Linked DNA regions of Mus musculus: all the other regions are linked to region 3. Evidence: chromatin loops called from intact Hi-C (ENCODE). Cell type or tissue: left cerebral cortex. All regions are shown on one strand. Each heading gives the region's core, and the rest is flanking DNA. Links, peaks and the distances in the headings are about the cores only.

Region 1 (7,898 bases), core at 845-5,844, 74 kb before region 3:
ACAATATTAAACTGCAGTCCCACATTTATATTGGTCACATTGTAGATGCTCAGTAGCCATTGGCTTACACTGGATAGGAGAGATAGGGAGTCTTTTGCATTAATAAAAGTTAATCTTAATTTTATAAGGGTGTGGCTTATGATCACATTATTTTAATTAAAATAGCCATGCCTAGCTTTTAAAATGTGGTAAGTCAGAATTAAACTACAAAATTGGCATTTGTTTTCAAACAAGAATAAACGTTTAAAACAAAATGTGATGGTAGGTGATTTTTAATCCCCAGCCCACAAAGGCACAGACAGGCAAATCTTTGCAAGGCCAGGCTGGTCTACATAGCAAGTTCCAGTATAGCCAGGACTACAAACAAACAAACAAACAAAAAAGTGTGTATTGAATAATGATATATTTAAATGTTAGAATTTTTACATTTTAATCTTTGACTCAGAAAATTGGAAATGCGTGCTCTAGTTAATTTTATTTGGACATGTTCTCACTCTTCTCACAAGTTTCTAAAGAGGTAGAGACTTTGTTCATTTTGTTGACCTTGGCATCCTCAGCAGGCAGTGGTACCCAGTGGTATGATGTTCAGATAGTGCTGAGGCAGTAAGTTGACAGACAAGAGACTCTTTTTAAAAGATGATTTTATTGTCTAATATGTGTATATGTGTTCAGCAGGTGGGGAAGGGTGTTGTAAATGTGTGAGTGTAGGTACCCATGGACCCTGGAAGAGGATGTTAGCTAGCTCCCCTGGAGTTACAGGCACTTGTGAGCCACCCAATTGTTGGTACTAGACACTGAATTTGGATCCTCTCCAGAAGCAAGATATGTGACAAGAGACTTATCTGTTCAGTTTCTACTTTTCAAAAATTAATTGTAAGATTGCTTTATTTGTAGCAGTGATTTAAAAAAAATAATCTTTTTGATAGCTATCTGATAATTAATCTTTGTCTTTTAGTCTTTTACTTATATTTTCTAGTTTAGGCAACCAAGTAGGTACAAGAAAACAAAAGCAGTTTCTTTTTCTCCATCTAGAAGTTTCATTTAGACCCATGGAACATTTACTTTGTGCATGTTCCTTTTTATTAAATAATTTTTGCTTCTAACCTCAACAGTACATCTTAATATGTGAAATTATGAATGTTTTTCCTTACATTTTTTCTTCTTATTTTGATCCCCATTTAATTTGTGCTTATTGGTGACCTTGTTTAATCCTTTTATAGACCTAAAACAAAGCAGGTTACTGATTCTTTTTAAAGAGTGTGTTTCTATCAGCTTGGATTATTCTTTCCTATCTGTAGTTTGCCTTAATTTTCTTAATGTTTCCTTTGTGTGCAGTTCATGGGTGAATGGGCCATGGCCAACCCCTTAAGCATACACACTTTGTGCTCTCTTCCACCCCTGGTAAGAAGATAAACCACACCAAGAGTTGCAAATTAAAGCACATCTCTCACTGCTGGAGGTTACATGTGTCTGCCAGGGGAGTATGCTTTGAAAATTGTTTTCCTTATCACTTGGATAGTTGATTTCAGACTCTATTCTCACTGATCCTCGCATGTTACACTTAAGTCGAGGGTGGTGTCTTTTTTTTTTTTTTCCCTGACTTTGTACATCACCAGCTCTGTCCAGAGAGAATGACAGGATTGCTTTTGTAAGAATGGGTACAATTCTTTTTAGGTTGTTTGTTTTTGTTTTGTTTTGTGACAATGTCTCTTGTAGTGTAGACAGGCCTGACACTATATATTAGTAGTCAAGGATGACTATAAATGTCTGATCTTCCTGTTTCCACCTTTTGAGTGGTAGGATTATCGGCATGCCTTGTATATAGTGCCTGGAAGCGAAATTCCTGTGGTTCTGGGGATCAATCCCAGGGCTTTGTGCATAGTGAGCAAGTACTTTCCAACTGTGCTTTTAGTCTCTCCCCACCCCCAGCCCTGGATAGGATTATTTTCATCAAAACAGGTCTGACCAAGTTGTTTATTTTGTTCATTGGTGGTTTATTGTCTTTTTTATTATTTATTTTTTGAGCTGATTAGGTTTGGGAAAATGTCTGGACTCCTATAAAGAATATACAGTATATTTCTCTGACTACTTGATATTTAGAAAATGGCGTAGTCACACACAAAGCTTCTCAACAGCTTCATGCAGACTCTTTGTTCTAACCATGCGATGTTGTCATGTAGTTTAGACTGCATAGCTTCTGGGTTTAATATGGCTTCCTTGTACTTGTTTTTGTGGCCATCTGCTTTTAGACATAGCCTAAAACACATTAATTTTAATCATGTACCTAAAATGATGATTATCACCTTGATGTTCTTTCTCTTCTTTTTTGTTTTTGTGGTTTTGAGATAGAATCTTGGTATGTAGTCAAGGCTGGCATTGCACTTGTGGTTATCCTCTTGCCTCAGCCTCCCTGGTGGTGGGAGTACAGGCATGTACCAACCCAGTTAGCTCACATCTTCCCTCTGTTGTCTTGGTAATAGACTAGTGTTAGTATTAGCGCTGTGCTAACATATGATTAGTGTCTTTCTTACAAGTAATTCACTTTGAAGGGAAATTGTCCCAGAGAAGTAGTTTGTTTGGTGCTCAAAATTGTCTGCTCATTCCATTCTTGCCAAATTGTAAAAAAAGTAAATGAATATTTATTTTCAGTGCATGTCAGTGTATATCTATCTTACTTAGTACATATGGAGGCAGAGTACTACTTGTAGGAGTCAGTTCTTTCCTCCCACCATGTAGGTCCTGGGGATCAGAAGGGATCAGTGGCAGGTGCCTTTGCTTGCTGAGCTCTCTTGCCAATCTGATCCTGTTTGCCAGTTTTTAACTTTTTTTTCCCTCTCACTTGTAAAAGTTTGGTCTGTCTTCCTCAGTCTGCACTGAAAATTAGATGTTTTCTTTTTGATAATTGTACCTGTACTTCTCTTCCAATGTTGTTTTTCAAGAGTGTCTCACACTAGGAAGAAAACCTGAACTTGACTCATGAAGTGCCAGGCATTCAAAGCAATGAGTTGTTGCAAAGGATCTTGGGACTAAGCTTCTGTGAATTGGCTCTTTCAGTTTGTCCACTTAAAGGGCATAATAGAATATGCAGCTGTTTGGGCTTCACCAGGGTATTGCTCCATATTCATGTCTAGTTGCAATTATGTGAATTTTTAGTTTGTTACAAAGACTTCTTTTTGTATTCAAAACAATTTTGTTGGCTTTCTGTTCAAACATAGAATTTTTCTCTGAGAAAGATTTTGAACTTTGAAAATAGTAAATTTAAATTTAAAATTCTTTAATACATAAGCTTATTGAAAACATTTTAAGACCCACTGTTGTAGCAGGCATGGTGCTACTTGCTTGCAATCCTAGAACTCAGGAGATAGAGGTAGGAGGAGGAGTTCAAGGCCAGCTTCACTTTTTCTCATAAATCAGGAAATCAGAAGAACTCCTTTAAAATGCCTTATTTTTATGTTATTTTTACCAGCTATAGTTAAAGTATTGGTAGAAGTGGAAAATGTATTTTACTAAACATCTTAAATACTAGTTATTGAATCAGGTAATGCTTAAAATGTCAGAAAAAAAGTTTGGGCTAAGCTACTAAAATGTAAGTAATTCTAATTAAACCATAAAGTACAGCAAATGTAGTCATGTATAATTGACAGTAGGAATTTTTTCTTTAAAAGTCAGAATCTCTGTAGTGTATGTCTCTTTAAGAGTCTAGTAAAAAATGCCATTATGCACAGCACCTTGGATAGTTTAAAGGGAACACACATTTCATCTACATTTGGTAATAATAATTTCCTTCCTTCCCAGCACTTGGGAATCTAAGGCAACCTCCTGCTTAGAAGACAACATAGTGACTTCTGGGCCAGTCTGAGCTATATAGTAAGGACTCTGTTCCAAACAAACCAAAAATAAGTAAAACAACTCCGGAGAGGGTGGCGGAAACCTCCCTGAACTTTCTACCTGGGACCCATGGCAGGGGGCTTGTCTAGCATATTTGAGGCTCTGGGTTAGATCCTTAACACTGTGAAATAAACAAGTTAACTTTGTTCCTGAATGTGCCATTAGACAAGTTGCCTTGTGTCTTTAGATCTCCTTTTGCCGTGAATAATCAGTTTTAACAGGAAATAGCAGTCTTTAGGGCCACTGAGAATTTTATAGTGTGTTTTGATACCCTAGACTGTTTCAGTGAATTTGACAGATAGCTTAGAAGTGGCTCTTAGCATTTAGGGTTTAGCTTAGAAATGAGTGTTTGTTTTAGCATTTAGGGTTTGTTTTTTAAATGCTGTTTCTTTTTTCTTAAGTTAATGGTTCCTCTCACTATGTCTTACAGAACACACGCAGTTTGTTCTTAGCAAAATTTATAGTGAATTTTGTGTAGATCCTCACAATTTTTCAGACAAAATTTGAACTCTGTTAAAAGGGAAAATCTGTTTAGACCATAACTTTATATCCGTGGTTCTGTGAAAATGCCACATTATTTATATTAGAAGTGTGAATCTTGCATAGCTTATCCTCAAGTAAACGAAAGTTGATTCTGTGAATTTTCATTGTATTTTAACCCAAACAAAAGAAAGCAAATTGCTTATGATGGGAAAACTGAAACATTACAGCCTGTTTCTTTAAGAAACCAGCTTATCCAGGGGTTTAGTGTGTTTAACCTAACCTGCTAGCGAGGAAAAGTTCTTTAAAATAATGGATATTAGTCGTATCCAATCACAGCTCTCAGCCTCACTAACAGGGAGGAGATTTGACTCTCTGGCCACTAGAATTGCGGGAGGTGGAGCTTGGTATTCAGGTTTGGTTGCTTTGGAGTACAGCTTCAAGTGAAGTTAATCTGAGGTGAAGCAAACAGAAAATTGTGGAGGTTTTGTTGGTAGGATTTTTGTTCTAATCTTTTAATAATCTTATACTTTATACTTTGGCTCCTTTATGCTTTTGTGTATACTCGGCTTTGTCATTGTTTCTATTTTCTGATGCAAACTGAACATTAAAATTAAGCAGGGAAGCAGAACAAAAGGGCTGTTTGAACAGGAAATAGGTGCTCAGAGCATCAAACTTGACTTTATTATTATTTTTAGTTTAGAATGTGAGTGCCAGTAAAAACCTTTGAATCAAAATCATCTTCACTAACAAGCTTTTCTCTTAAATCAGATGTTGAAGCAGTCATTTGTCAGTTTTTATAAATGACATTCTAAGGAGGTCTATTTGTCATTTTCCTTAAATCTAAACTGTTAATTTGCTAAAAGAATGAGAAATTTGTTCTTTTTAAAAAATGGAAATTCCAAGTGTTTGATTTTTTTTTACTTAGTGTACCACTCCCCCTTTATCTCCAGTTTATTTTAAATTTAGCAGTATGTTGACATTTTAATATTTCACAGTTTTAGCTTTGTCTGTAGAAAAGTCATTGATAAATGTTACATATAGTAAAATAAAACTTTCTTTAGATTTCATTTTTTTAAGGTTGAAGGGATTAGTATCCCTTTAAAACAGGAAGCGGATAGTGTTTTATTTTAAGAGCTATAGGTGGGCTATCAAAACTTGAAAAAAGTATATGTGGATCTTTTAACCTTTTTTAACCTGAATAATTGGAAGCACACCTCAGTATTCTCTCTCTCTCTCTCTTTCTTTTTTTTTAAATTTTCTTTCTTTCCTCTGTGCCTTTTGCCCTCAGAAATCAAGGTATAAAAAGTTCCCTTTAATAGTCAGGACAGGTGCCAGCCCAGCCCTCCCAGCCAGGGTGTTTGTGTCTGCTGTGCTGTTTGTTCCAGATCACTCGAAGCATTTAAAATCAATGCTTTTCTCCTGTGTCTATTGCTAAAGCAATACTGTAGTACAATCAGGAAGTCACATGTATGCTCACAGTACAATGCATGGCCTCATTTTCCTTCTACCTCTGTAGCTTATATTCCTGAATTTTACAACAATTGTGAAAAATTATGTACTGGACATCTCAAGTTAAAACTGTTTAGTTCTGATAGCTTTGCAGTCCTCTAGAGTTAGTATGGTATTAATATAGTCTTTTGTCTTTTCCTTTAGATTGTTCTTAATTTTTCAGTATTTTAAATGGTATTACAATGACTGTATATCTGTATACTTCAATGCTTTACTTTTTGCAAAATAGTAATTTATTTAGGAAAAAGTCTCCTGTGGAGTAGGCTTACATAGATAATGGATGTCAACACTCACTGGCTAAATTGCTTTCCAGGAAGATTTTGCTTTTTTCTATTGCCGCCCACAGGACATCTTCAGGGTTCCCTGAGAATAGCCCCTTAATTTTTTGTTATATTGTGCCTTTGGAGCTCTGAGTTGTTGGCTAGTTTTTGTCTAAGCGAATAGCCTATTTTAAACCCCATTTTTAAAGATATAGATGAATCTAAACCCATTTTCTTGATATTAAAATTAGCTGAAAGAAATTGGGAACATTTTTACCCACTTTAGTGAGCAATTGTATATCTCTGTTGGCTGTTTTATTTATTTATTATGAGTATTGCTCTCAGCATGTTCAAAGCTTAATATTTTATACTGGCTTTCTTGGTGCCAGCTCTCCTGAGTGTATGTTGCTTCTGTAAGCTTATACCAAAAAGACCATTTTCATCTAAGAAAATATACCAGGAACAGTTTTAGAGAAGGTCTTAAGGAGAGCAATTATTACCTGTTTCTGAACTTGTAATAAGTAAATAGCCTTTGTCACTATGTTTCTGTACTTTGAGACTTTAAAAATACATGTAAGATGAACTATACTGTGTAGTTCCAGGGTTGAAAATAATGTATTAACACTTCTCCAGCATCTACAGGTTTTCAGTGAAAGGTAAAGAAGACAATTGTATACACACAGTGGCTTCAGACATGCCTGTGCTTAGGGGCAGGCTTTGTTTTCCAGTGGTGCTGATTCTTCCTGTCAGGAGCTAGTCTCTAGGTGTGATAGGTTGTATCTGCTTGAGGAGCTGGTGAACCAGTGTTGCAGAATAAAGAACAAAGTTGTTTTAAGGCAAAATTCAAAATTACTAACTACTTAGTAAAGATAATGATAGCAGTACTATAGCACATATATGCTTGACTTAGTCGATTTCATTTTGCATTGTAAATGAACTAATTTTCCTGTAAATTTTTTTTTTAATTTACTGATGACTTAGTATCATTTTCACAGCTGCTAGTGGTATTCTTGTCTTGATGTTTGTTTCCAGAAAGTCAGAAGTGTGCTGGTGTGGGGGTTGGAGGGGGCAGTCAATGCCAACTTGTTTTGTTATGGTTGGTGAATGATTTTCCCCCCAGACATGTTTTATTTCTTCAGGTTTGCAATAGAAGAAAAAACCTTTAAATTTTTATTTCTATCATAAATATTTATTTCCCTTATTCTGAACTAGAGAAAATGTCTAATTTTCTTAAAAATTTAACCATACCACATTAAGTAGAGATGAACATAATTATATACATAATAATTTTACTAGCAGCCATTTAAGCACTGCCTATTGATTACATTTTAATAGTTACTGAGGTAAGGGTTTACTCATTTATGTGCTCTGGGGAACACTGGAACTTTGAAAAATGATTAGCCTGAATGCTTTCTCAGTTTCTCTCCTGCATCTCTGCTCCATTGGTCGCTGGTTGACAAGGACTGCCCTCTTCATTCCGTAGCTTCAGAGGAAGAGTAAAATTTTGTGACTACAGAGAAGAGAATTCTTGTATTGATTTAGATGTTGGGAAAATATCTAAAAAGCCAATAGTCATATTTTATTCTTTTAGGATAGAAGGAAAAATGTTTAAAAATGTAATTTTTTTTTCTTCAATGATAAAAGGAAAATTTTTAATGGGTAGTAAATTAGTAAAACTTGAGGCAACCTAGAAACTTGATAATTATGAGGTTTCTTTGTTATGTATTGATTTTAGAGTTTTGCAATGCTTTCCTGGGT
Region 2 (7,898 bases), core at 1,927-6,926, 82 kb before region 3:
CAGTTGTGATGATGTGATCCAGGACTTGCTATATTGGGAGAATTGGGTTCTGATGATGCCAAGTAACCTTAATTTCTGTTGCTTATGTTCTTATGCTTGCCTCCCGTCATCTGGTTAGCTCTAGTGCTACCTGCCTTTGCTATATCTGACTGGGGTCTGTCTTTCCTGTGATCCTGGTTGCGTCAGAACTCCTCAGAGTTCATCTCTCTGCGTGATCCTGTGATCCTGAGATCCTGAGTGTGTCAGAGCTTCTGGGAGTCAAGGGCCTCTGGGACCCTGTAATCCTGGTGTGACCAAGCTCCTGGGATCCTGAGATCTTGGAATCCTATGGTGCTGAGCATGTTAGACTGCCTGGGAGTGGAGCTTCTTCTGGGTGTTGAGGGACTGGCTGTAGAGTTGGCACCCAAGGTCTATTCAGGGCACAGGCTCAGACTGGAAGGAACCTGTGCCAGTGGTCGGGGGAGTTCCTGGGTGCCTAGATCATGCTGGGCACATTTACTTTCAGTGTTGGGCCAGATGTTGTGTCTTCCTCACCTCTGATCCTCTCTTACTTGGCTTTTAAATCACTAGTTCTTTCACATTTCTGTTAACCCTTTGTGTTTGCCTTCTTTCTGCTCTTGTCTGTGAACTCTCAAACCCATGCCTAGGGCTCATCCCTTGCTTTTCTTCACAGTCATTTTTCCATATCACTTTCATAGTTTAGCTACTATGTTCTAATGACTTAGGGATTTGACTCGTCTGTGAACCCTAGTGTCAAATATCCAACTACAACACTTACCTTTCTATTTGGATGTGTGGCAATGCCCAATGCAATGTCTACAAAAAAGAAAACCTCTGTCTTGGTCTACCTCTGAGTTGCACAAGCCAAAACCCAGTTTCACCCGATTGATCTCTCTTTCATTCCACATAGAGTGAAAATGTACCATCCTATCAGGAAACACAGTTGGCTCTACCATTAAAATGTGTCCCAAATTTGATCTCTTCCTGTGGCCACCCTTGTTGCCACCTGGGTGCAAGGCACCATTATCACTTACATGGAGTCACACAGAACCTTCCATATGGGGTCTTGCTGCTAACACTGGTGTTCTTGAGACTACTTTCAACATAGAATTATCCTTTAAAATTTATGGTGTTTCATGTTTTCTGTTTAAAACCCTGTGCTGGTCCATTTAATTTATAGTAAGAGTTTTATATTACCTCACAGGTCCACCTGATTCACAACTTCATCTTCCCAGGTCACAGGATCCACTAACTTAAGCCTTTTCTATGTTTCTGGCTTGAGAATGGTCCTTATTAATCCCTCACACTGGAATCTCCACCAAGATACTCTAACCACTTATTTTATTTAAACCTACTCTTCCCCATGGGGCCTATCCTGACTACTGTCCCTGGTCCAACAGCCTTCAAGCATCTGTTTATATAGTTACCTTCTCCATCTAGGTCACATATCACCTTATAATTCACAGCATACAGATGTTTGCTATTAGGTTTATTTGCATGCCCTCCATTAGAATTACCTCTCTAGAGGTGGAAAAATCTTTTCATCACTCACTAAACTTAGGACATAGAAAGATTAGAGATGGCTCAATGTAGTAAGTCAAAAAGTGCCTGAGCAACAATTTAAACCCTAGACGAAATTCTACATTCTTCTCATATAATTTTCCTTCCCAACGGCCAGAAACTAGTGAACCCTAAAAGAATTCCAGGCTGGAAAATGATTCCTGACACTTGCAGCATCTTTTAGCTGTCAGGATCCATCCACCCTTCCTTTTCCTTCCCTCCTCATGTCTAAGAAGTTCTTATATGTTACTAAATAAAATAACTACTCGCTTTGACCTTTTAGGCCTGCCATAATTGAACCTCAAACCGTTCCCAGTCTATCTATAGCCTTGTCTCCCCTATTACAGATCATCTTCTTGGGCAAAATCCTCTCGATGTTTTAGCCCATGTTTCTAAGTGTGTGTGTGTGTGTGTGTGTGTGTTGTTGTTGTTGTTGTTGTTGTTGTTTTGGTTTTGGTTTTGTACATAGCCTTGCCTGTCTGGAAACTCACTATGTAGATCAGATGGGCCTTGAACTCACAGAGATCAACCTGCCTCTGCCTCCCTAGTATTGAGTTTAAAGGTGTGAGTCTCCACACCTGGCTTTAAAGATTTATTTTCAAGTGTATGAGTGTTTTGACAGTTGTGAGCCACCACGCAGATGCTGGGAACCCAACCTAAGACCACTACAAGAGCAGTAAGTGCTCTTAACTGCTGAATCATTACTCCAACCTTAAATATAAATTTTGAATGGGTTGAATGTGCCTCAAAAACACCCTTAGGCCCTGGGTAGGGACCTTCTGTTCTGCTCTGGTTTCGAACAGCAGGCTTAGCTTTATTTTATTTGGCCCTGGGTTTCACTACTTAGCTCTGGTCACCCTGGAACTTGCTATATCCACCAGGCTGACCTAGTACTCACAGAGGTATATTTTTCTTTGCCTCTCCATGCTGAAAGTATAAAGGCCTGGGCCACGGTGGCTGGCCAGGCTTAGCTTTGGTGATTTATTTTAGAATATCCTGCCCCAGAAACTTGTCTGTCACCTCACAAGAGCATTGTGTGTTTCTCCCAAGCCCTCTTCAGGAACACTTCCTTTCGTTTTCCATGAAGTCATAAGAATTTTTCAAATGCCACCTTTTCTTCAAAGAATTCTACCTGACCTCCACCATGTCCTCTATTCTGTCTCCTCCTTATTCTACAGGATTACAGAAAGCAGCCCAAACCACACATGGTTAGCCGTATCTCAACCTTGTGACCATGAGCCCCTATTACTGTAAAAATAGGGCAGAAATTTCAGGGAAATAGGTAAAGAGAGCACAGTGACAAAGATAAACATTGTAAAACACCAAAAGGCACAACCCCAAGACTAACAAAATAACATAATTTCAAATAAAGACAGGACTCTAGGCAATCCTGTTTGGGCTGGGGAAATCTCAGGAGAGCTGTCCCCCACTTCTCCCGCACAACCTGTGCAGGGCTGCTGGACTAGAATCTACCGCTTCCGCGAGAAGGTCCAGGGGGCTTCCCGAGTCCAGGCGTGTAGGTGTGTATTACACAAGCGAGCACACACGCCTCAGGTCTCGCTCTCTGTAAATCGTGGTTCAGGACAGGGCAGAGTTCAGACCTGGCACTTTGGGCTGGCCCTCCTGGTCTTCTAGGGGCCTGGGCAACAGAATCTCAATCTATGTCGTCTCTCAAACTACGCAGGTGGAACACCAGCTCTAGACAAGGGTAGTCTATCCCTGGGAGGATGCAGAGCCCGGAGCTACGTCATCAGACACCCCATCCCCTCGCCGTCCCCCAAGTCTGCACCAGAGCCCTCTTGCTCCTGAGGCAACATCAAAAAGCTAACCTAGCCCGCTGACCTGGCCGAGGCAGGGGCGTGGCCGAGAGAAAAGCAGCGCCTCTGTGCCACGCCCCTCAAATGCCTTGACCAATAATAGCACTCTCCGAGATCCGGCCCCGCCCCCACGCCGCCTCCGGCCCGCGGCCCCGCCCGGGCCGGTCATAATTAGGCAGCGGGCTGGGACTGCCGCGTCAGCGCGCGTTGAGAGCCAATCGCGGGCGCTCCCTTGAGGCCGCGTCACAGGCCGAGCAGCCAAACAGAAAAGTTTAATAAACAGCGGACGGAGGGCCGGCGGCGGCGGGCCGGGAGCGAGTGGGGGTTTGGCGGCCTCACCTGTCCTCACTCTCAGCGGCGGCGAGAGGCGGCGGCGGCAGCGCGTCCGGCGGAGAGGGCCGCCGCCAGGTGAGGAGTGCGGGCAGCGGTGGGCGCAGCCTCCGGGCGGCCTGGGAGCCGGAAGCGGCGGGCGGCGCAGCAGGTGGCCTCGCAGTGGCGAGCGGAGGGCGCGGTCCCGGTGGGGCGCGGTCCCGGGCTCCCCGGGCGCGCGCTGAGCTCGGGGTCGGGGTGGGCGCGCCTGGGGCCAGTCCGGAGCAGCTGCCGCACGCCGGGCAGCGTCCTCACGTCCCTTTGGTAGGCTGAGGCTAGAGAAGGCTCAGAGGGAGTCTCCGGGATTCCAAGCTCTCTGCTCCTCTGAGAGCGTTTTCAAGTTTCTCACTGTTGGATGCGTAAACAAGCTACACGGAGTGTGGCGTCTGAAGTCAATCTAACTCTATCAGAACTCAGTGATTTGCCATCATCATCCAGAATTGTCAGGCGTTTGTGGGAACTGGGGCCTTGGGGTCACCTCCAAGCCGTGCATGCTAACTAGCTTGGTAGTCAGCACCTAGTGGTTCCGAAAACCGAAATTAAACGTCACTTTCAAACTATATTCGAAATTTATCCTTTTCCTAATTAAAATGCCACGTAGGCTTTTGAGATTATTTATGAAGTATTTTATGGCAATTGCTGTTTTATGTATTATTTCCAGGCCTGCGGGGACAATTTTTTGGTAAACCATGAACATTTAAATGGAGAAAAGACATTGTCTTAATTTTTCCTTTTTCCTTTTTTTTTTTTTTTTTTTAACATTTAAAAAACACGTAAGCCGGGCGTGGTGGCGCACGCCTTTAATCCCAGCACTTGGGAGGCAGAGGCAGGCGGATTCCAGCCTGTTCTACACAGTGAGTTCCAGGACAGCCAGGGCTACACAGAGAAACCCTGTCTCGGGGTGGGGGTGGGGTGGGGCGGGGAGACAAACATGTAAGAGGGGTAATAGGCACAGATAGGAAAATTTCAGGCTTGATTGCTGTTTTGACTGCAGCCATACTTTCCTGTGTTAATGTCAAAACTCACAATATGAGTTATATCACAAAGTTTTTAAAGTAATGGTCAGTCCTGGGAGAATACACAACACAATGTACTATAAAGAGAGAAAACATAAACTTTCAGACTCCTCACTCCAGAGCCAGAACTAGAACATTACTCAAACTTGTATGTGTTCACGAGTTTCTTATCTGGCCTAACCCAGTTTACTGTTTCTTACTGAGGTAAATAAACATTCTAGACTCGGTGGATTTGCTCATTCTCTAGCCTTTTAAAAATTAGTTTTGTCACACACTAATCTCTTCAAACAGTGTCACTTTAGGTTCCTTGCCCTTTGAACTTTGGACAGATAGTGTATGGTTGTGGTTCATCCATTTCATTGTTTCTTAATGCTGTGTTCCTCCCTTCACCCCAGTGTTTCGATGGTGTTTCTTGTTTTGCTTCTAACAAGTGTACTCTGGGAACTTTTCTTCTTGCAGCTGTTGTTGCCCAAGTTGCCTGTCGAAAAGTAAATACTGTAGATCGTGGTAGAAAGTTGTAGGCAATCAGTAATAAAATAGAGATGAAAACGTTACGATTCTGCTTCCTTCCTTTAATCAGGAAGACTCACTGTTCTTGTGACTGGTTCCTAGTTGCTATGTTTGCATGAGGAACTAAGATTTCTGTTAATCTCTACACCGAATCCCTTCAAACCGGCTGTGGAAAGTTTGGCACCCTTTGGTACTTCTCAGGGCAAAACCAGCAAGTGGGAGAAAACTCCATGTTTTGTGAAGCCACCCTGTCTGTTCTCCACCACTCCTCCCCTCCCTGCAGTCTCTGGCAGGTTATTGAGGAGTCTTCTTTGCCTTAAAACCGTCCGTCTTGCAAAAGAAACTTGGAGTAAGCTTTGTCTGCCTAGTTGGCACAGGCTTTGTTGGAGGGAGAGTGTCAGAGAGCAGATCCTTTAAGGGAAACATTAGGACCCACGTGACCCTCCGCCACTTTTGAGAAGACTATGTGAGTGTACTAAGTTTTTCAAGACTTGTCAACCACACATTGAAGTATTTTTTAGGTTTAAGAATGTCCTAGGGTTTGCTCTAGACAAATGTCTTTAATTTTTTAATTTTGCTCCTTTGTGTGTGTGTGTGTGTGTGTGTGTGTGTGTGTGTGCGCGCATGTGTGTGTATGCTTTGAATAACTTGTTGAAGGCATGAGAGAGGAGCTTTTTAATTTTTTTAGATAGGGTCTCACTATAAAGCCTAGAACTCTCTATATAGACTAGGCTGGCCTGGAACTCATAGAGATTCCCCCAGTCAACTGTCTCCAGTGATAGGATTAAAGGCGTGTGCCACCACATCTGGCTAGGGGGCATTTTTTTGATGTTTGTAGCTTGCAGATGTTTTGTTTTTATAGTGTAGTTGCTTCTGCTTTTAAAACTTAGTTCTATATTTTACTACAAATCACACTGACAGAGAGTTTGGGGATTTCTCCCACATTTTGAAGATGTGTAGGAACACAAGTACTTCCACAGATAAGCATTGTTAATTAACATTTTGTCAAGCATACCTGTGGTCTTCCTGTGTATTTTGTATCTCCTAAGCTACTACATGTTTCTTTAGGATTCAGTCTTGGTACCGATGCTGAGTCAATGCACATGAACATTCATTTTAAAGTCTTTATAAGCATTTCAAATTTTTTCTTAAAATTTTTATCAAAGTGTGTAGGGTGTGTGTGTGTGTGTGTCTTGTTTATGCCACTGTAGTCCCAGCTACTCCAGAGACTGAGGCAGGATAGTGTGAGTCTAGGTGTTCTAAGGGTTCTAAATGTGGATAGGCTGGCTCCACTTTCAAAACTTACTCCAAATGTAATGTCCCCACTCCTTTGTTTTATAGAAGATGATAATCGTACTCATCTAATTGTTACCCTTCCTTCAGGTTTTGCTCCCTATAGTCTGTGCTGGTTGCTCTAGTGTCTAGAAGATGTTTGTGTGTGTGTGTGTGTGTGTGTGTGTGTGTGTGTTCTCTCTCTCTCTCTCTCTCTGGGTGTGTGGGTGTGTATGTATGTGATATGATGTAAAGTGAAGTGAAATGTGTGTATGTAGAGGTCAGAACAACTTTGTAGTTTCTTCTATGTTTACATGGGTTCTTGGGATCAAACTCAGGTCTCAGGCTTGCCCAGCAAGAACTTTTACCCACTTAAGCCATCTTGCCAGCCCTGAATGTGTTTATAGATATGATAGTCCTAGGCTCAAAGTCCTTCAGTGACTTTTCGATCCATGAGATAAAATTCAGACACAGTTTTACTGTGGTTTATATAACCTACACTGGTTGTGCCAATAGAAATGAATGCAAATTGCAAATCTGAGCCATGTTAATTTAAAATTTTCTCGTGGCCCTAGGACAAGAGAAAGGCAGTGAAATATATTTTGATTTAACCTAAGATGCAGTACTTTGAATATGCGGTGAATGTGAGAGATTATTTGTGGGCTATTTTGCACTTCTGGAGCTGATGTGTACCATCTACCTGCAGCGTGTCCTAGTTCAGATTGGCCATGATTCAGTGTTTATACTTGTAAGATCTTTTTTATTGTGCCTTTTATCTGTCTAGGATAGCAGTCTTTTACTCTGTATTGCAAATATTTTTTCTGGCTCTTCATTTCCCTTGTATTTGCTTATAGGCCTTCCTCCTTTCTCCTCTCTCCTAACCCCTGTTTACTTCATTGAATTTTTAAAATATCTTGGTTATTACTTTTACATTTTTATTTCATCTGAAAAGTAAGAGTGTGTGTGTGTGTGTGTGTGTGTTTGTGTGTGTACATGGAGTGAACACTGGTTTCTTGAGGGTGGGGAGGTGTCCAGAAATGAGTATTGAACCCCTGAGAGCTGGCATTACAGTCAAGTTGTATGATATGGCTGTTGAGATCTAAAATCAGGTCCTCTAAAAGAGCAGTATGCATTCCTAGCCACTGATCCATCTTCCAGCCCAGTACTTATATTAAAAAAAGTTAGTATTGCATGTATGTTGCGGATGATTGGTGCATGCATATGTGCATGGTATAAAACATTTATGGAGGTCAGAATATGACTTTGTGGATCTGGGGAATCAAACTCAGACAATCAGGCTTATATATGTAGTCAGTGCAACACTTACATTTTTATGACTTTACTCTGCTTTTAT
Region 3 (7,898 bases), core at 1,881-6,880:
TGGTTTACTTTTCTTCTATAACCCAAGACCACCTGCCCAAGGGTGGCACTGACCACAGTGTAATGGGGCCTGGGCTACATCATTAAGAAAATGTCACACAGACTTTCCTTTGGGCTAATCTGATGGAGACATTTTCTCACCTGAGGATCCCGCTCCCCAAATGATGATGATGATGGGTTCAAGTTGATGAAAACCCAGCCACAGGAACAAACTCTTGAGGTTCATAGTTAGAACATGGTTTATACATTAAAAAGAATGTATAATTACCTTCCAGGAAAAGAAAAAAGTCCCTAGCAAGTAAGCTAATGAATCCAAACACTTAAGAAAGAAGTTTGTGGTGGTGGTTTGTTTGTTTGTTTGTTTGTTTGTTTGTTTGTTTTTGCAATCTCTTGTAGAATGTAATGGCAGAGAGAATGCTTGCTTTTAAAAAAAATTGAAAACTTTACATGTATGAATATTTTGCATGCACATATGTTTGTGTACCTATCTTAGGATTTTACTGCTGTGAACAAACACCATGACCAAGATAACTTTTACAAGGATATTTAATTGGGACTGGCTTACAGGTTCAGAGATTCAATTCATTATCATCAAAGTGGGAGAATAAGTGTCCAGGTAGGCCTGATGAAGGCTGACCTGAGAGAAGTTTGCTAGCAGAATACTGGCTTCCAGGCAGCTAGGATGAGGGTCTTAAAACCCACACCCACACTGATACACCTACTCCAACAGGGCCACACCTAGCAGTGGCACTCCCTGGGCCCAGAACACACAAACCATACATCACCTCATTGCAGCCTACTACCTGCAGAGGTCAGAGGAGGGCATCAGGTCCTCTGGAAGTGGAATTACAAGGAACCAAATTCAGGTTCTGTTTAAGGGCAGCAAGTGTCCTTATCCACTGAGACATCTCCCCAGCTCTGAGAGAATATATTTAGTATTCTGTCAAATACATTGTGAGATACCAGACAGCTACTTCTCATAAATGCTAGTGCAAAAGTCCTTAACAAAACTTTGAACCTAAAAGTATATACCATATACTTAAGTATATACCATAATGAGGCAGGATTTATTCTTGGTCTACAGGGCTAGATGTCTTTCTGATACCACATCAATCTAAGAAAATCATCATTATATTAATATAGATAGAAAAATCCAACAACCATTCATGATTAGAAAAAAAAATCCTAGGAATATAAAGAAACTTTATAGATTAAAAGAAAAGGGAAACTGTATCCCAAACCTCCTAATATATTAAAAATGGATACTTAACCTCTGAAGCACAAGTAAAAGTGTTCCATCCTTCCATACTATTTCATATTGCTTATTTTTTATACTAGGAAAAGCTCATATTGGGAAGGAAGAGAGAACCTGCATTCATTTGCATTTCACATGCCATCTATCTAGAAAAATCTAAAAGAAATAGCATAACTCTGGTAACTAGAAGCAACTATGTTAAGATTATATAAACATGTCAGTATTCATACCAGCGTGAACATTTTGAATAAAGAATTAAGTTTGCTTTACCTTCAAAAAAGATACTTAGTTGTGGGTCTAAGTAAAGGTAAGTGTAAGAATTATGTCAGGAAAAAAATTAAAAAACTAATGAGAAATCAAAGATGAAGAGAACAGGAGAGCTGGTCCATAGTCAGTGCTGGGGAGACTCAGTCTGTTCTTCTCCACTCTGCTTGGTAAACTCAGTGCAATCCCAGTAATCCCAGCAAGTTAAATTTTGGATCAGTATGATTAAACAGGTCCAGAATAACTAATTAAAAAAAAAACCCGCAAGGTGAAAATTGACACAGACTCCAAAATTTAACCACACTGATTCCATAAAGAAGACTCACACTGGCAACAGAAATACATTAACATACCATAATAAACTGGTCTCACAGAGGAGAGAAAGACCCTTTGATGAAGGGCCTTCTCAACCAGCAGTAAGAGGTGACTAGGCATTCAGACAGCAAAAATGAGTACAGATATAAACCTTGAACCTTTCATAAAACAAAGCAGACTTACAGGTGACACTTCTAGAATCTAGTAGGGTAATTTTGAGTTGATGGGCTGACAACATAGTTCAGTTGGTAGACCACTTGCCCTTTATCCCCCCAGCACCACATTCCCAGACTTGGTGGTACACACCTGTAACCTCAAAATTCGGAAGGTGGACTTTGGAGGATCAAGAATTCAAGAGAACCCTCAGATACATAGTAAGTTTGAGGCCAACCAACAAGGATTACATGAGACCGCCATACACATATATACATGGGGGACGGGAGTAGGTAAAATCTGGATGAAGGTTTGAAGAGTTTACAAGTGAAAAATGGTTAATGTCTTCAGGGAGTATACAGATAACCAGATGAAGGAAGGGAATGCTTCCAGGACCGGGAGAAGAGTCAGCAACAGAGATGAAAAAGTAAACAAAATGGATAAGAAATTCAGCAAGAGAATTGAGAGTTTTGTTTGTTTTGAGATAGAATCTCACTATGTAGCCATGACTGGCCTAAAACTCACTACATAAACCAAGCTGGTTTCAAACTGACAGAGATCCACCTGCCTCTACCTCCCAAGTGCTGGGATTAAAGAAATGCTGAAAGAGAGAGAGAGAGAGAGAGAGAGAGAGAGAGAGAGAGAGAGAGAGAGAGAGAGGAGAAAGAAAGAAAAAAGGGAGGGTGGAAGAGAGAGAAAGAAAAAGGAAGGAAGGAAGGAAGGAAGGAAGGAAGGAAGGAAGGAAGAAAAGAGGTAAAACATGACACAACTTACAAGAACTCTGGTAAATAAGAAACCAAATCTAAGAATCCATGGGGTGGAAGGGTCTGAAGTAACTAAAAACACAGAGAATGTGCTTAATGAAATTACAGGGAAAAAAATTGATACTACATGAAAAACAAATGCAAGGGGCATTGCCCTGAGAAATTCATTATACAATGTACAAAAGTACAAAAGAAACAACACTGAAAGAAGAAAAAAGTATCAAGCTACAAAAACAAATGTATCAAAATAACATCAGACCCTCTCAACAGAAAACCTGGAAAGTCAGAAAAGCATGGAATGAGAGATTTCAAATCCTGAATTAAATAACTGCTAACCTATCAAAACTATCTTTTAAAACTGATGGGAGAATATGGTCATTTCAGACAAGGACAAATAATAGCAATTAATGACCACTAAGCCAGCAGCACTACAGAGTATACTTGGAGAATCCTGAACACAGAGTGAAAGAAGCAAGCCAAACACAGTAAAGAATAAATTTCATGAGAGGAATATGTTAGCAAAGGAGAACTAGGGAACTATCTATTGTGCCCAACACAGTAAGTAAGCAAACTCCGAATTCAAATGGGGAAAAATGAACACCCCAACCTATCAGAAAAAACACTACAAAATTTATAGGCATTAGTATGCCTCAATAATAGCCTGAATTGTTAGGCATGATGATGCCCGTAGAAAGGTAGCCACAACTTTGAAACTAGCCTGGACTACTTAGTGAGTTCCAGAGCAGCCTCAGCACCACAAGGAGAACCTTGACTCCAAAAAACAAATAATAATAATGATTATAGCAATTACCTAAAGTAAATCATCTTTCTCAGTTCAAAGAGGTATACTTGTTGATGGGACTAAAAAACAAGATTCAACTGTCTCTTGTTTTCAAGAAATATACCTGTCTGGCACCACTCAGTTTACCAAATGAATAGAAGTAGACTTTGCTATTCTGATAATTGATAAAGTAGATGTCAAACCAAAACTAGAAAAGACTAAGGCACTACTTGTTAATAAAAAGATTACTTTACAGATTAATAAAAATCATAAATATAACAATCATAAGCATGCACTAAAGTTTGGATAGAGCTCTCCGTTTTATAAAACAAACACCAATGATTTAATAAGAACAGATTCCAATACAATTATCTTGGGTGATTTTGCTACGCCATTCTCATCAGTAGGTAGGTCATACAGACTAAAACTCAATAAAGTAGATTTAGAGTTCAATTTAGATTAAACCAACCTAACAAACATCTCCAGAATATTCCATCTGTATTCATTACTACTCTCATTGCTGTGACCAAATACTTGACAAGAAGTATTTAAGGGTGGAAAGATTAAGCTTATAGTTTGAGGCGATACAGGCCCTCCATACTAGGGAAGGGAACTAGGAGGGCATGACGCAGGGTTGGGGAGAAGGCTGATCACACTAAATCACAGCCTGGAAGCAGAAGAAGATGAATACAGCTATCCAACTCCATGTTCCTATCATTTATTCAAGGCCTCCAGTCCAAGAGGTGATGCTGCATACATTCATTTAACCTTTTGGAAACACACAGACACGTGGAGATGTGATTCCATGGTGATTCTAAATATGATAGTGAAGTTGACAATATTAAACATTACACCCTCCAACAGCCAGAAAGCACAAATTCTCAGCAGAGCTTTCTCTAAAATAGATCACAGTTTAGGCCATAAGTCATGTCTCCACAATACAAAAAAGAATTTAAATAACCCGTTTTTATTTTATCAGATTGTGTTTCTGAAGCATTTGCACGAACACGGCCCCAGTCTGCGGGGTACTCCCGTGAGATCTCACTTTATCATGGACGCCCACGTTTCTAGTCAGTAACTAGCCAAACTTCTAACATCTCTGGTCCCAGAGTCCATAGGTCTTCCTCCCGCTCTTTCATTTGGAAGTCAACTATCATTAACTAATCGAATTCTTGTTTCTACTGTGAAGTAGACCCCCTTCCCCACTAGTACTGTACGGAAGAAAGCACAGGCAGAACACCAAGACGTTAACGCAGGCGTGTCACACTTCTAGACGCTGGCTCCAACTCCATCTTTCACCAGTGCTCAGGGCAAGGTCTCTGGACCCTGACTGAGCAAGGCTACACAGGCAGATGAACTGGGGACAAATCCTCTGCAGTATCCAGTGACACCACAGGAGCCAGAGGCAGTCCCAGACAAAAGAATGGGGTCACTGGGTGGATCCCAATTTGCATTCTGGAGGTGGGGTCAGGGAAAAAGCTTGGCTCATAAGGGAGGCTGGGCGGTTTTGCAAAAGGGCGAGGCCTCAGAGATTATGGAAATAAAGCACCTACTGGGGCGGGGCTTTGGGTCTTGGGCATTTTAGGTGAGACCAATACCTGGATCCAGGTGCTGGACCCGGAAGGGGGAGGTTTAGACATAGGGGCGGAACGGTCTGACAGTTCCGGGATGGAGATGGGGGGGGGTGGGGTGAGGGGGAAAGGCAGGGCGTGGACACGACGGGATCTCGGGGGCAGGATGAGGGTGGGGTGACCCCAGGACTCCGGGCACATCTGGGGCGGGGCGAAGGCGGGAAGATCCCAGGGCTCCGGGCACATCTAGGGAGGATGAGGAGAATGTCTTGTATATCCAGACCGATGAGGCGGTCCTGGACTCGTAGAGGTCGCCCGAGAAGAAAACGGGGTGGTCTCAGGGCGGGTACCGGGTGGTTCCAAGGCAGGGGCTGGCCAGGAAGGATGCGGAACAGTCGAGAGGCGTGGGAATGGGGTGGCCCGGGGCGGGTGCTGGATAGTACGGAGGGTGGACCCAGGGTAGGGAAGGAGGGAAGGGTGTGGGGCGGTTCCGGGGCGGGTGCTAAAAGAATCACTAGGGTGGGGAGGCGGTCCCAGTGGGGCGGGTAGGGGTGTGTGCCAGGTGGTACCGGGTATTGGCTGGAGGAAGGGCAGCCCGGGGTTCGGGGCGGTCCCTGAATCTAAAGGCCCTCGGCTAGTCTGATCCTTGCCCTAAGCATAGTCCCGTTAGCCAACCCCCTACCCGCCGTGGGCTCTGCTGCCCGGTGCTCGTCAGCATGTCCTTTATTCCAGTGGCCGAGGACTCCGACTTTCCCATCCAAAACCTGCCCTATGGTGTTTTCTCCACTCAAAGCAACGTGAGCATCGATTTTTGGGCTCGGGAGCCGGGAGGTGGGAGTTCTGGTCAGTTTCTCCAGAGCCTCGGGGAGAGCGCCTGTGGCTACAGTGCCGCTCAGGACCCATAGCTGTGCACGTTACGGAAATTAAGTATATGTGGGTATATATGGGCCTGTGCAAGAACCAGAGCATAGAGAAATGGGAGCTATCACCCCTGCCTGGGCAGCAGGCCTAAGCGATTGTGACCCAAAAACGGACGCATAATTTCCTTACAAAACGCGGGTGGTCGTTCACTTCACTGCTTAGTCCTTAACCCTGTAACCTCGAAAGTACCAGCTGACTCCCATAATTTCGAGCAACTCCTCTGAGCACTTCCTGGCCTAGAAACTTCGGTCTAAGACACAGGCTTCTTTTACCTCTAACCTAAATTCTTTCTGCTCTAGAGTGAACTGCTAGGCATTCACTGAACTAACCACAGGTCTCATGGGGCAGGAGAAATGAACTTTGACTTGTACACATAGTCTGACTTGAAAGAAATCTTTGCAAATGGTTTAGTGGAGCTGAGTTATCTATCCTATCCTTGGGTGGGCAACGCATATCACTCTGAAATGTTTGTGCTATTTTCTGCTTGAGCTTTTGGGGGGAGGGTTGTTTGTTTGTTTTTGTTTTATTTATTTTGCTTGTTTATAGTGTTGATTCAGCTTTGTGTGTAGGAACTGTTTGCACCATAAAAGGAGTATGAATATCTTTGCCAGTACAGACAGGTAGCATTGTTCTAAAGTACTTGGCTGGCATGCACCAGCAAAAGGAAGAAAGAAAGGAAGTGGTTCCTGGCAGTGTATAGCTTTCTCCACATCTGTTGTCCTTTCATATCCTGCCTGTGCAGATTGCCTTGGTCAGAAGAGTCAGGTAATGCTTTCACAACCACCAGGCATGACTAGATGTTGCAAGGACACAGAGTTAACTTGTTGTCCTTTCCACGTTTGAGGTGTGTGGAGCCTTAACCTGAGCCAACCAACCGCCTTGTGGAAGTAGAATACTCCCTCTGGCCTCTTCTGATACTTTGCCCTCAGCAGACATGCTCTCAGCCTTTTCTGGGAATTCCAGTGGGTTAGGCAGGGACATTTGTGCAGTCAGGCACGTTGAGAGAACTGGACTAGGTAGTAAGTGGGTTGCTTTCCCAGGGGAATCTGAAGTTACTGTCCTTCAATAGTTAGAGACTTTTTAGACATCATACATCATCACCATTACTATCTTGGTTTTATTTGGGGGACTTGATGGTAGTGGTGGGTTTTGGGGGTTGTTGTTGTTGTTGTTGTTGTTGAGACAGGGTTTCCCTGTGTAGCCCTGGCTGTCATGGAACTAAATCTGTAGACCAGGTTTACCTTGAACTCAGAGATTGCCTGCCTCTGTATCCTAAGTGCTGGGATTAAAGGTGTGTGCCACCGTGCCGTTTCTTTTTTATTCGTAATAATAATTTGAGAGTTTCTAGGTACATTTTCCTGGACATGTCTAGGGAATGTGACCTATCAACAGGCGTCCCTAGCCTCGGGCTCTTACATTCTTTCTGTTCCCTCTTGGGTGATTTTCCCTGAGCTTTAGGAGTGTTACAGCTATGTCTTGGGGCTGGGCACCCCAGGATGATTTTTTTTCTTACATTTCATCTGTTGAAAAAAAAAAGTTTCTTTGATAGGTGAGAGATATGTATATTTAATTGGTTTAGGAAAATGGCAGTAGGAGGTTCTCCTCTTGGGTCTGTATTATCTCTCCAACATTGGGCAGCTGGCTAGGTTTTTACAGTAACAGGCTTGAATTCTCTCCTGTTGAGCACAGGCCTTGAGTCCAATTAGACAGCTGTTGGTTACCCTCAGAATGCAAGTGCCACTATTACAGCATTGTGGATATCTTGGTATTCCAGCTATTGTCATGATTTATAGGCATTGAGCTGGGTAAGACTACCCATTAATTTCCTCCCTTGGAGCTTACAAAGCACTAAAATGACTTAATACAATTGCTAGG

What was found. A loop is a pair of places that touch in the nucleus more often than their neighbours do. Peaks named below come from ENCODE experiments on the same cell type or tissue, not always from the same donor. Only the 100,000 strongest peaks of a DNase experiment are listed, where the experiment ranks them.
Region 1: it touches region 3 in a loop (6-fold over the local background); 18 of 42 quality-filtered maps call a loop at or near these places.
Region 2: it touches region 3 in a loop (3-fold over the local background); 15 of 42 quality-filtered maps call a loop at or near these places.

The regions. Positions count from the first base shown.
Region 1 is chr7:84,676,273-84,684,170 of GRCm38, reverse strand. All of the region lies in intron 1 of Zfand6 (zinc finger, AN1-type domain 6), which reads left to right. Among named protein-coding and RNA genes, the nearest start is that of 2610206C17Rik, 9.4 kb to the left of the region's middle. In left cerebral cortex, for the core only: no CTCF peak of the experiment used is centred there; DNase peaks (open chromatin) are centred at 3,029, 3,965 and 4,732; H3K4me3 peaks cover 1,725 bases; H3K27ac peaks cover 752 bases.
Region 2 is chr7:84,685,633-84,693,530 of GRCm38, reverse strand. Zfand6 (zinc finger, AN1-type domain 6) reads left to right here and starts at 3,574. Exons shown (of 7, transcript NM_001360578.1): 1 at 3,574-3,785. It overlaps 2610206C17Rik (RIKEN cDNA 2610206C17 gene), which reads right to left and starts at 3,891. Exons shown (of 5, transcript NR_038175.1): 1 at 3,717-3,891. In left cerebral cortex, for the core only: a CTCF peak has its summit at 4,236; a DNase peak (open chromatin) is centred at 3,534; H3K4me3 peaks cover 1,925 bases; H3K27ac peaks cover 1,078 bases.
Region 3 is chr7:84,603,644-84,611,541 of GRCm38, reverse strand. It overlaps Fah (fumarylacetoacetate hydrolase), which reads left to right and starts at 5,600. Exons shown (of 14, transcript NM_010176.4): 1 at 5,600-5,899. The coding sequence starts at 5,819. In left cerebral cortex, for the core only: a CTCF peak has its summit at 4,975; DNase peaks (open chromatin) are centred at 4,560, 4,961 and 5,590; H3K4me3 peaks cover 1,956 bases; H3K27ac peaks cover 1,787 bases.